Regions from separate parts of the Homo sapiens genome. Here region 1 is linked to region 2. The links are chromatin contacts, found by POLR2A ChIA-PET in ENCODE. All regions are on one chromosome and are shown on one strand. Each heading gives the region's core, a stretch centred on a gene start or an enhancer-like site at or near the end of the contact. The rest is flanking DNA. Distances are from core to core; before and after follow the strand shown. Region 1 overlaps EEF2K (eukaryotic elongation factor 2 kinase). Region 2 holds the start of LDAF1 (lipid droplet assembly factor 1).

Region 1 (4,120 bases), core at 576-3,075, 1.1 Mb after region 2:
ACCTCAGCCTCCCAAGTAGTTGGGATTATAGGCATGCACCACCACGCCTGGCTACCTTTTATATTTTTAGTAGAGACAGGGTTTCGCCATGTTGGCCAGGCTGGTGCCAGAGTGTTTTCTAATTTCTTAATTTTTGGGTATGGCGTAAGGAAGGGGATCAACTTCATTTTTTTGCATGTGGATATTCATTTATCCCAACACCATTTGTTGAAAAGATTCTTCCTTCCCTGTTGAATCATCTTGGCTTGTTGAAAATCAAGTGACTGTAAAACTGAGAGTGAATTATCTTGGCACCCTTGTTGAAAATCAGGTGGCTGTAAATGTGACAGTTCTATCCTACAATCTTCCTGAACTCTTTCTTGATTATTTTTGTGTGTTTGTGGGTATGGGACCGTCCCCTTTCTAACAGTCACGGAGTATTTCATGGTGTAGAGAGAAATACTGTAATCTGTATAATGAGCTTCTATTGGACATTTGGGGTTGTTGGGTTTTGTTTTGTTGCTGTTACTGATTGTGCTACAGAAAGTGCTTTTAGGCCAGGCGTGGTGGCTCACATCTGTAATCCCAGCACTTTGGGAGGCCGAGGCAGGCGGATCACCTGAGGTCAGGAGTCCAAGACTAGCCTGGCCAACATGGTGAAACCCCGTCTCTACTAAAAATACAAAAATTAGCCGCGCGTGGTAGTGGATGCCTGTAATCCCAGCTACTCAGGAGACTGAGGCAGGAGAATTGCTTGAACTCGGGAGGCGGAAGTTGCAGTGAGCCGAGATCATGCCACTGCACTCCACAGAGCCAGACTCTGTCTCAAAGAAAAACAAACAAACAAAAAATGCTTTTAGGGCCACTCCTTCATTCTGGGAAAGTGCATTGAGTGCCTTCTCTGTGCCAAACACTTTTGGAGGTATTGGGCATACAGACAATAACAAAGTAAACGGGGTGATTTCAGTTTGAGAAAAGCACAATGAAGAAATGAAGCATGCCTGTAATCCCAGCATTTTGGGAGGCCAAGGCAGGAGGATCACTTGAGCCCAGGAGATTGAGACCAGTCTGGGCAACATAGGGAGACCCTGTTTTTACAAAAAACAAAGAAAATTGGCCAGGCTTGGTGGCATACACCTGTGATCCTAGCTACTTGGGAGGTTTGAGTGGGAGGATTGCTTGGGCCTGTGAGGTCAAGCAGTGACCTAGGTGAGCTAGGATTGCACCACTGTACTCCAGCCTGGATGACAGAGCAAGATTCTGTCTCAAAAAAAAAAAGAAAAGAAAAGAAAAAGAAAAAAGTCCGGATGTGGTGGCTCACGCCTGTAATCCCAGCACTTTGGGAGGCCCAGGCAGGAGGATCACCTGGGGTCAGAAGTTCAAGACCAGCTTAGCCAACATGGTGAAATGCCATCTCTACTAAAAATGCAAAAATTAGCTAGTTGTGGTGGTAGGCACCTGGAATCCCAGCTACGCGCGAGGCTGAGGCAGCAGAATCGCTTGAACCTGGGAGGTGGAGGTTGCAGTGAGCCAAGATCGCACCATTGCACTCCAGCCTGGGTGACAAGAGTGAAACTCTGTCTCAGAAGAAAAAAAAAAAAGAACAAAGAAAGAAATGGAACGGGGTGATATGCAAGGGAGTGATTGGATATGCATGTTGGGTTAAGGGTTCTTTGATTTGGGGATTCACAGAAGATTTCACTGAAGAGGCATCTGTGAGCTGTGAGCTCAATGATGAGAAAGAACCCACTGTTAGAAAGGTTGTTCCAGGCACAAGGAACAGCAGGTACAAAGGCTCGGAGGTCGGAATGAACTTAATGTGTTCACAGAACAGAAAGAAACCCAGTGTACCTGGAGAGCAGCCAGGGCCGGAGGAGAAGTGGGCAGCACGCTAGATGAACGCAGCTCTTGCAGCCTTACCAAGGCATTTGGATTTTATTATGAATGTGAAAGGAAGCTGCCAGGGGTGGGCGTTAAGCAGAGGAGTGCCTCGATCTAATTGATGTGCTAAAAAGAGCACTCTGCTTAAGAAGCCATTCCTTTCCCAACCTGGTTCCAACATTTGCAAACACTGAGTTCTTAAAAGTGGAATGACGACTGGGTCAGCGGGTTTCGAATTTAAAATGTGCCTGGGTGCTGCCAACTGCCTCCCCAAAAGATAGCTCTAGGTTTTACCCCAAGGGTGCCAGCTCCTGCGATAGCCTGCAGCATTTGGGGTGAGGGTCGGGCGAATTCGCAGCCCTGGGCCCCAGCACCCACTCTCTGGCCCTTGCTTTCCTTGTAGGACCTTCGCCTCTGCATTTGTCCAGTAACTCTGGCTGTGCCGGATACTGCTTGGGTAAAACGGGCACCCCAGGAACATGGCAGACGAAGATCTCATCTTCCGCCTGGAAGGCGTTGATGGCGGCCAGTCCCCCCGAGCTGGCCATGATGGTGATTCTGATGGGGACAGCGACGATGAGGAAGGTTACTTCATCTGCCCCATCACGGATGACCCAAGCTCGAACCAGAATGTCAATTCCAAGGTTAATAAGTACTACAGCAACCTAACAAAAAGTGAGCGGTATAGCTCCAGCGGGTCCCCGGCAAACTCCTTCCACTTCAAGGTGAGTGAGCCACCTATTCCACCTTCCCCACCTGGCTTAGCTGCTGTAAGGGATGGAGGGTTGGAGTCGCTGGTTGGGGACTTCTTCGTATTTCCAAACCCTGGACAGTGCTCTAAACTCTGAGCTGAGGATATACTTGTTAAGCAGGGAGGGTATTATTGATTTAAAATAAATTTCATTACCTTGGAACTGGGTGTTTTTCAAATAGTAGCCCAGGACACACTACGGAGTTGTGAAAACCTTTTGCTGAGTTTTGTCCAATGTTTTGTTTTGTTTGTTTATTTATTTTAGCTTTCTTTAGAGACAGAGTTCTCCTCTGTCACCCAGGCTGGAGTGCAGAGGTGCTGTTCTTTTTTTTTTTTTTTTTTTTTTTTTAAAGAAATGGAACAGAACAGAATAAAACAGCAACTATTGGGGAACATTGCAAACTGTAAAGATCTTATTTCTTTGTAAAAACGTTTATTTATTTATGGCAATAGAAAATCCCCAAACTAAGGACCTTATTTCTCTTTCTCTCTTTTTCTTTCTTTTCCTTCTTCTTCTTTTTTTTTTTTTTTATAAACGTGGTCTCGCTTTGTTGCCCAGGCTGCAGTGCAATGGCACAATCATGGCTTACTGCAGCCTTGAATTCCTAGGCTCAAGCAAGCCTCCCACCTCAGCCTCCTGAGTAGCTAAGATTATAGGCTTGTACCACTATACCCGGCTCATTAAAAAAATTTTTTTTGTAGAAATGGGGTTTCCCAGGCTGGTCTTGAACTACCACGCCCAGCCACTTGTTGTTAATTTTTTGAAAGAATTTATTTAACAACATAATTTTAGGTCAGGCGTGGTGTCTCACACCTGTGATGCCAGCACTTTGAGAGGACAAAAGGGAGGATCACTTGAGCCTAGGAGACCAGCCTGGGCAACATAGTGAGACCCTGTCTCTCAAAAAATAAAATAGGCTGGGTGCAGTGGCTTACGCCTGTAATCCCAGCAGTTGGGGAGGCCAAGGCAAGTGGATCACCTGAGGTAGGAGTTCTAGAGCAGCCTGGCCAACATGGTGAAACTCCATCTCTACTAAAATACAAAAAATTAGCCGGGTGTGGTGGCGCACACCTGTAATCCCAGCTACTTGAGAGGCTGAGGCAGGAGAATCACTTGAACCTGGGAGGTGGAAGTTGCGGTGAACTGAGATTGCACCACTGCACTCCAGCCTGGACAGCAAGAGTGAAACTCCTTCTCAAAAAATTAAAATAAAATAAATACATTTATTATTCATTTTATTTTTTTGTATTCCACTCTGCTGCCCAGGCTGGAATACAGTGGTGGGATCTCGGCTCACTGAAACGTCCGCCTCCTGGGTTCAAGTGATTCTTGTGCCTCAGCCTCCTGAGTAGCTGATATAACAGGCATGTGCCACCACACCCAGCAAAAGTTTTGTATTTTCAGTAGAAACAGTTGCACTGTGTTGGCCAGGCTGGTCTCAAACTCCTGGCCTCAAGTGATCCACCTGCCTCAGGTTCCCAAAGTGCTGGGATTACAGGCATGAGCCA
Region 2 (4,201 bases), core at 1,318-3,817:
CTCATTGTATCCTCACATGGTGGAAAGAGGGTAAGAGAGCTCTCTGGGAGTTATTCTTATTTTATTTTATTTTATTTTATTTTATTTTATTTTATTTATTTTATTTTATTTTATTTTATTATTTTATTTTATTTTATTTTAATGAGCCAGGGTCTCACTTTGTTGCCCAGGCTAGAGTGCAGTGGTGCAATCTCAGCTCACTGCAGCCTCCACTGCCTGGGCTCAAGAGATCCTCCTGCCTCAGCCTCCCATGTAGCTGGGACTACAGGCATGTGCCACTATGCCCGGCTAACTTTTGTATTTTTAGTAGAGAAGAGGTTTCGCCATGTTGCCCAGGCTGGTCTCGAACTCCTAGACTCAAGCAATCCACCCACCTTGGCCTCCCAAAGTGGTGGGATTATAGGTGTGAGCCACTGGGATCTCTTTTATAAGGGCACTAATCCCATTTAGGAGGGCTTCACCTTCATGACCTAATCACCTCCCAAAAACCCCATGCCTAATCCCATCACATTGGGGGTTAGGATTTTAGAGGAACAGACATTCAGTCCATTGCAGCAAGTAATTGGGAAAGCATAGGAGAGGCTGCGCGTGGATTTTTTTAACCCAACCACTGCATGTTCCTTGAGGGCCAAGTCCTGATGCTATGGAGAGATGCTAGGATCCCAGCCCTGGAGGAACACATGATGTGATGGAGGAAGCATCTATCACACAAAGACAAGCAAAACTCTGCTGGCCCAGCCAAAAATGCCAGAGGTGGAAGGAATTTGAAGATTCACAGAGACGCCCCTAGATGGCACTCTTAAACAAAAATCCCAGTGGAAACCCTAACTCAGCTTTCCAAAGCAACTTCCATTTAGGGAATGATGATTGGAAGGCTGTAATCTAAGGAAACACACACACACACACACACACACACACAATCTTTTCCTGGGTGGGGAACCCAGCATTTTGCAGCTGAACAAAGTGCATGACGCCAGACAAGATTGGCTAAAACTTAAGAATTTAGGGATTCTTGTCTGTCCTATCCCCACCATTAGCTCTTCTTTCTGCTATTGTGGAATTACAGCAGGATTCTGTGGTTTATCATATCATTGTCGTGATCATCATCATAAATCATCATCCCAAGCAAATATTTTTGAGCCCCTACTCTGTGCCTCAATAGGTGCTAAGTTCTCGACAGCCACAGCCACACTATTGCACCAGTCCTCACTACAACCCTGTGATTGCTTCTTTTTTTTTTTTTTTTTTTTTGAGACAGGGTCTCACTCTGTTGCCCAGGCTGGAGTGCAGTGTCTTCACTGCAACTTCTACTTCCCAGGTTCAAGCGATACTTCTGCCTCAGCCTCCCGAGTAGCTGGGATTACAGGTGCGCACCACCATGCCTGGCTAGTTTTTATATTTTTAGTAGAGATGGGGTTTCACCATGTTGGCCAGGCTGGTCTGGAACTCCTGGCCTCAAGTGATCTGCCCACCTCAGCCTCCCAAAGTGCTGGGATTATAGGTGTGAGCCACCGCACCCTGCCAGCTTTTTGTTATCTAAAGACTTATTTTCCAGGTTGCTATGGCCACAGGCAAAGAGGAGAGGTCGGTCAACACAGGTCCCTGTCTGGAAAGTGGCTGAGAACTGTGCAACAGCAGACCAATGGTTGGGCTTATCCCTCTCTCTAATTTATGGTTGAAGCCATGGTTCAGAGAGGTTACTTAGTCACACAGTAAGTTGCCATCATGCTCTATAGCAGTGGTTCTCACCTCGGGACGATGGGGCCTTCCAGGGGACATTTGGCAATATTTTGAGACACAACTGGAGGTGGGGGGGGGCGGTTCTTGTAACTGGCATCTAATGGGTAGAGGCTAGGATATTGCTAAACATTCTACAATCCACAGCTCAGAAACAGAATTATTCCGCCCCAAATGTCAATAGCATACTATTCAGAAACCTTACTCTATAGGGCAGATTTGGGGCCAGGGGAAACAGGGGCTCCTGCTCCGACTTGGATCCATGCAAACCGAGGAATTTGGATTGATTTATCTTGTCTCTCTCAGCCTGGACTTTTTCATGTGTAAAATGGACATCCAATCCATCTGAAAGGATCTCACTGGCTTATGACATTCGCATTTGAGCAGTCATGGTTAAAAACTTCCAGCCAGGGTGATACTTCATCACGTGTGTGTCTTGAGCGCCAGAGACGTTCCAGAGCAGCTGGTTTTAGGCATACAGGAGGGGAAACCCTGACACCCTTGGAAAACTCATTCTCGGCTGCCAGTCTGCCTGTCTTGAAGGTGGTCTGAGCTTTCTCACTCCAAGCCAGTCGTGTGGGAAGGGACACTCTCTGAGCCTCAGTTTCCTCAGCTGTCAACCTCTCAGGGCTTGTTCTAGTGGCTCCGAAAGCCAGTGGGAGCGAGCGCGCTTTGCAAAGCCTTGGGCGCCGGGCCTTGGCGCGCCTTTGCCGGATCCTTCCGGCCACGGGCGGGGCGAGCCCAGAGGAGAAGAGCCGAGGGGCGGTGCCCGGGCCAGGGGGCGGAGGCAGGCGGCTCTGGCTCCCTCTCGGGACGCTCTTTCCTTCTTCCTCTTGTTCCTCCTCCTGCCTCTCTTCGCTTCGCCTGCAAACGCGGTGGGGGCTGCTCGGCGGTCAGGAGCAGGTGAGAGCTCGGAGCTTGGGGGTGGGGGTCCGGGTGCCCCGGGTGGCTAGACCCCTCTCGCCGGGCGGGGACAGAGGAGGAGCGCGGGGGCGACGGCGTGAGCGCGCTATCGGGGTCCCACGCCCGTAGCTTTCTGCCCCGGGGTTAGTGTAAGGGGCGTCTCCTGCTTATGAGTCGCCGGGACGGGGCTGGGAGCGCACGAGGAGACACGATTCCTCCCCACCCCTAAATGCACACTCACCCCGCCACCCCCCAACACACACACACATACACACACACACTACCACTAGATTAGGTAAAATGGTAGCTAGCACCACCACACCCCGAGACTGTGCCCCTTTCTGGGGAACCTGGGGAAGACGTCGAGGCAAACCTCCCTAGGATTATTGAAAACGGGCGCCTTCCTCACCACCCAGCCCCTCTTCTCCACCGAGGTCCCCTTCCCCATCGCTGCAGAGAGATCTGCAAGTATCAAAGGGGGCTTCTTTACCCCCAAATTAATAACTAAGTACTCGACTCCCCTCTGAGTTCCCATTATTCAGTCTCTGTGCCTTCTGGGACGCGGACCCCCTCTCCACCTGCATTTCACTCCCTTCCTCCTCTCCTTGGGTCTCCCTGGCTTTTGAACGCTGAAAGGCTGGGCCCGGATGGGGAGGGGCGGCCAGTGTGAGCTCGAGGCGCCCTGTAGCTCCCATCCCCCAACCAGAGATGTGACCCCTCCTCCCAGCTTGAACTTTCGAGGTAGCCGTTTTCCCCTGGAGGTTCGGGGGTGGGAGGGCCAGGAGATTTATTTGGAGCCTTGGAAGGGGAAAGGGTTAGCTGGTGTTGGCCTGGCCCAGTCCCCCAGGCGTGAAGAAGGCGGGGCACTCCTTGGCCGCGCCGGGTTCTCGCTTTCCCTTCTCGGGAGACAGCTCCGTGCCTGGGGAGGCCCCTCCGAGGAGTGAGTGACCAGGGGGTCTGGGAATTGGTGGCCAGGTAGACGCATTTGAAGGCTGTGGCCGATGGCATTCGCCCCACGCACTCTCTCATCGGACTCCCCAAACCGGTCTGGGTGGCACTTGAGGCTCCCAGGCCAAAGGAGACCTGTAAGGGGAACTCCGCTTGTTTCTGCTTGCTGCAGAGATGAGATTATGGGAACTGAGTGCTGGGAACATCCCAAGTTCAAGACCTACGCCAGAGGCAGCTTCAAAGAGAGAATGTGGGGTGGTGGGATTAGTCCCCTCCTCAACTTTCCCCTCCAAAGGGTTTCTTGTTTTACAAAAGGGAAGTAGCAGAGGATGTCTAGCTGGGATGATTAAAATGTGCTTTAATTTGCATACTAGACCCTGTACAGCTTAGTAGTAGATAAAATTACCCCCTATATGATAAATAAATGTGAGGATCTCTCAATTAATTTTGGCCACGTGGACACAATCTTTTAAGCATTTGTACTGTAGGTCAGGTCAGTTTAAAGGGAGAAATGGAAAAGATATCTCTGTGTCCAGCCAGTTCTGGGAAATATAAAATAAGAATGATTTTTTTTTTATATTTGAAAACTCAACAAGGGTTAAAAAATATATCT

What was found. ChIA-PET counts read pairs that join two places held with the same protein, here RNA polymerase II (POLR2A).
Region 1: POLR2A ChIA-PET joins it to region 2 with 12 read pairs in PC-9. The contact joins the enhancer-like site here to the promoter of LDAF1 in region 2. POLR2A ChIA-PET finds 5 or more read pairs at or near these places in 2 of 52 experiments (PC-9 and WTC11).

The regions. Positions count from the first base shown.
Region 1 is chr16:22,223,391-22,227,510 of GRCh38, forward strand. It overlaps EEF2K (eukaryotic elongation factor 2 kinase), which reads left to right. Exons shown (of 18, transcript NM_013302.5): 2 at 2,264-2,585. The coding sequence starts at 2,340. Among named protein-coding and RNA genes, the nearest start is that of EEF2K, 19 kb to the left of the region's middle. RefSeq lists an enhancer at 2,318-2,941. Within about 2 kb of position 1,826, at least 11 of the 41 ENCODE cell types and tissues checked have a DNase peak (open chromatin) inside an H3K27ac peak, as active enhancers do.
Region 2 is chr16:21,156,107-21,160,307 of GRCh38, forward strand. It overlaps LDAF1 (lipid droplet assembly factor 1), which reads left to right and starts at 2,568. Exons shown (of 5, transcript NM_001301771.2): 1 at 2,568-2,640. It also overlaps a transcript of DNAH3 not described here. RefSeq lists silencers at 2,448-2,577, 2,628-2,807 and enhancers at 3,065-3,565, 3,700-3,849.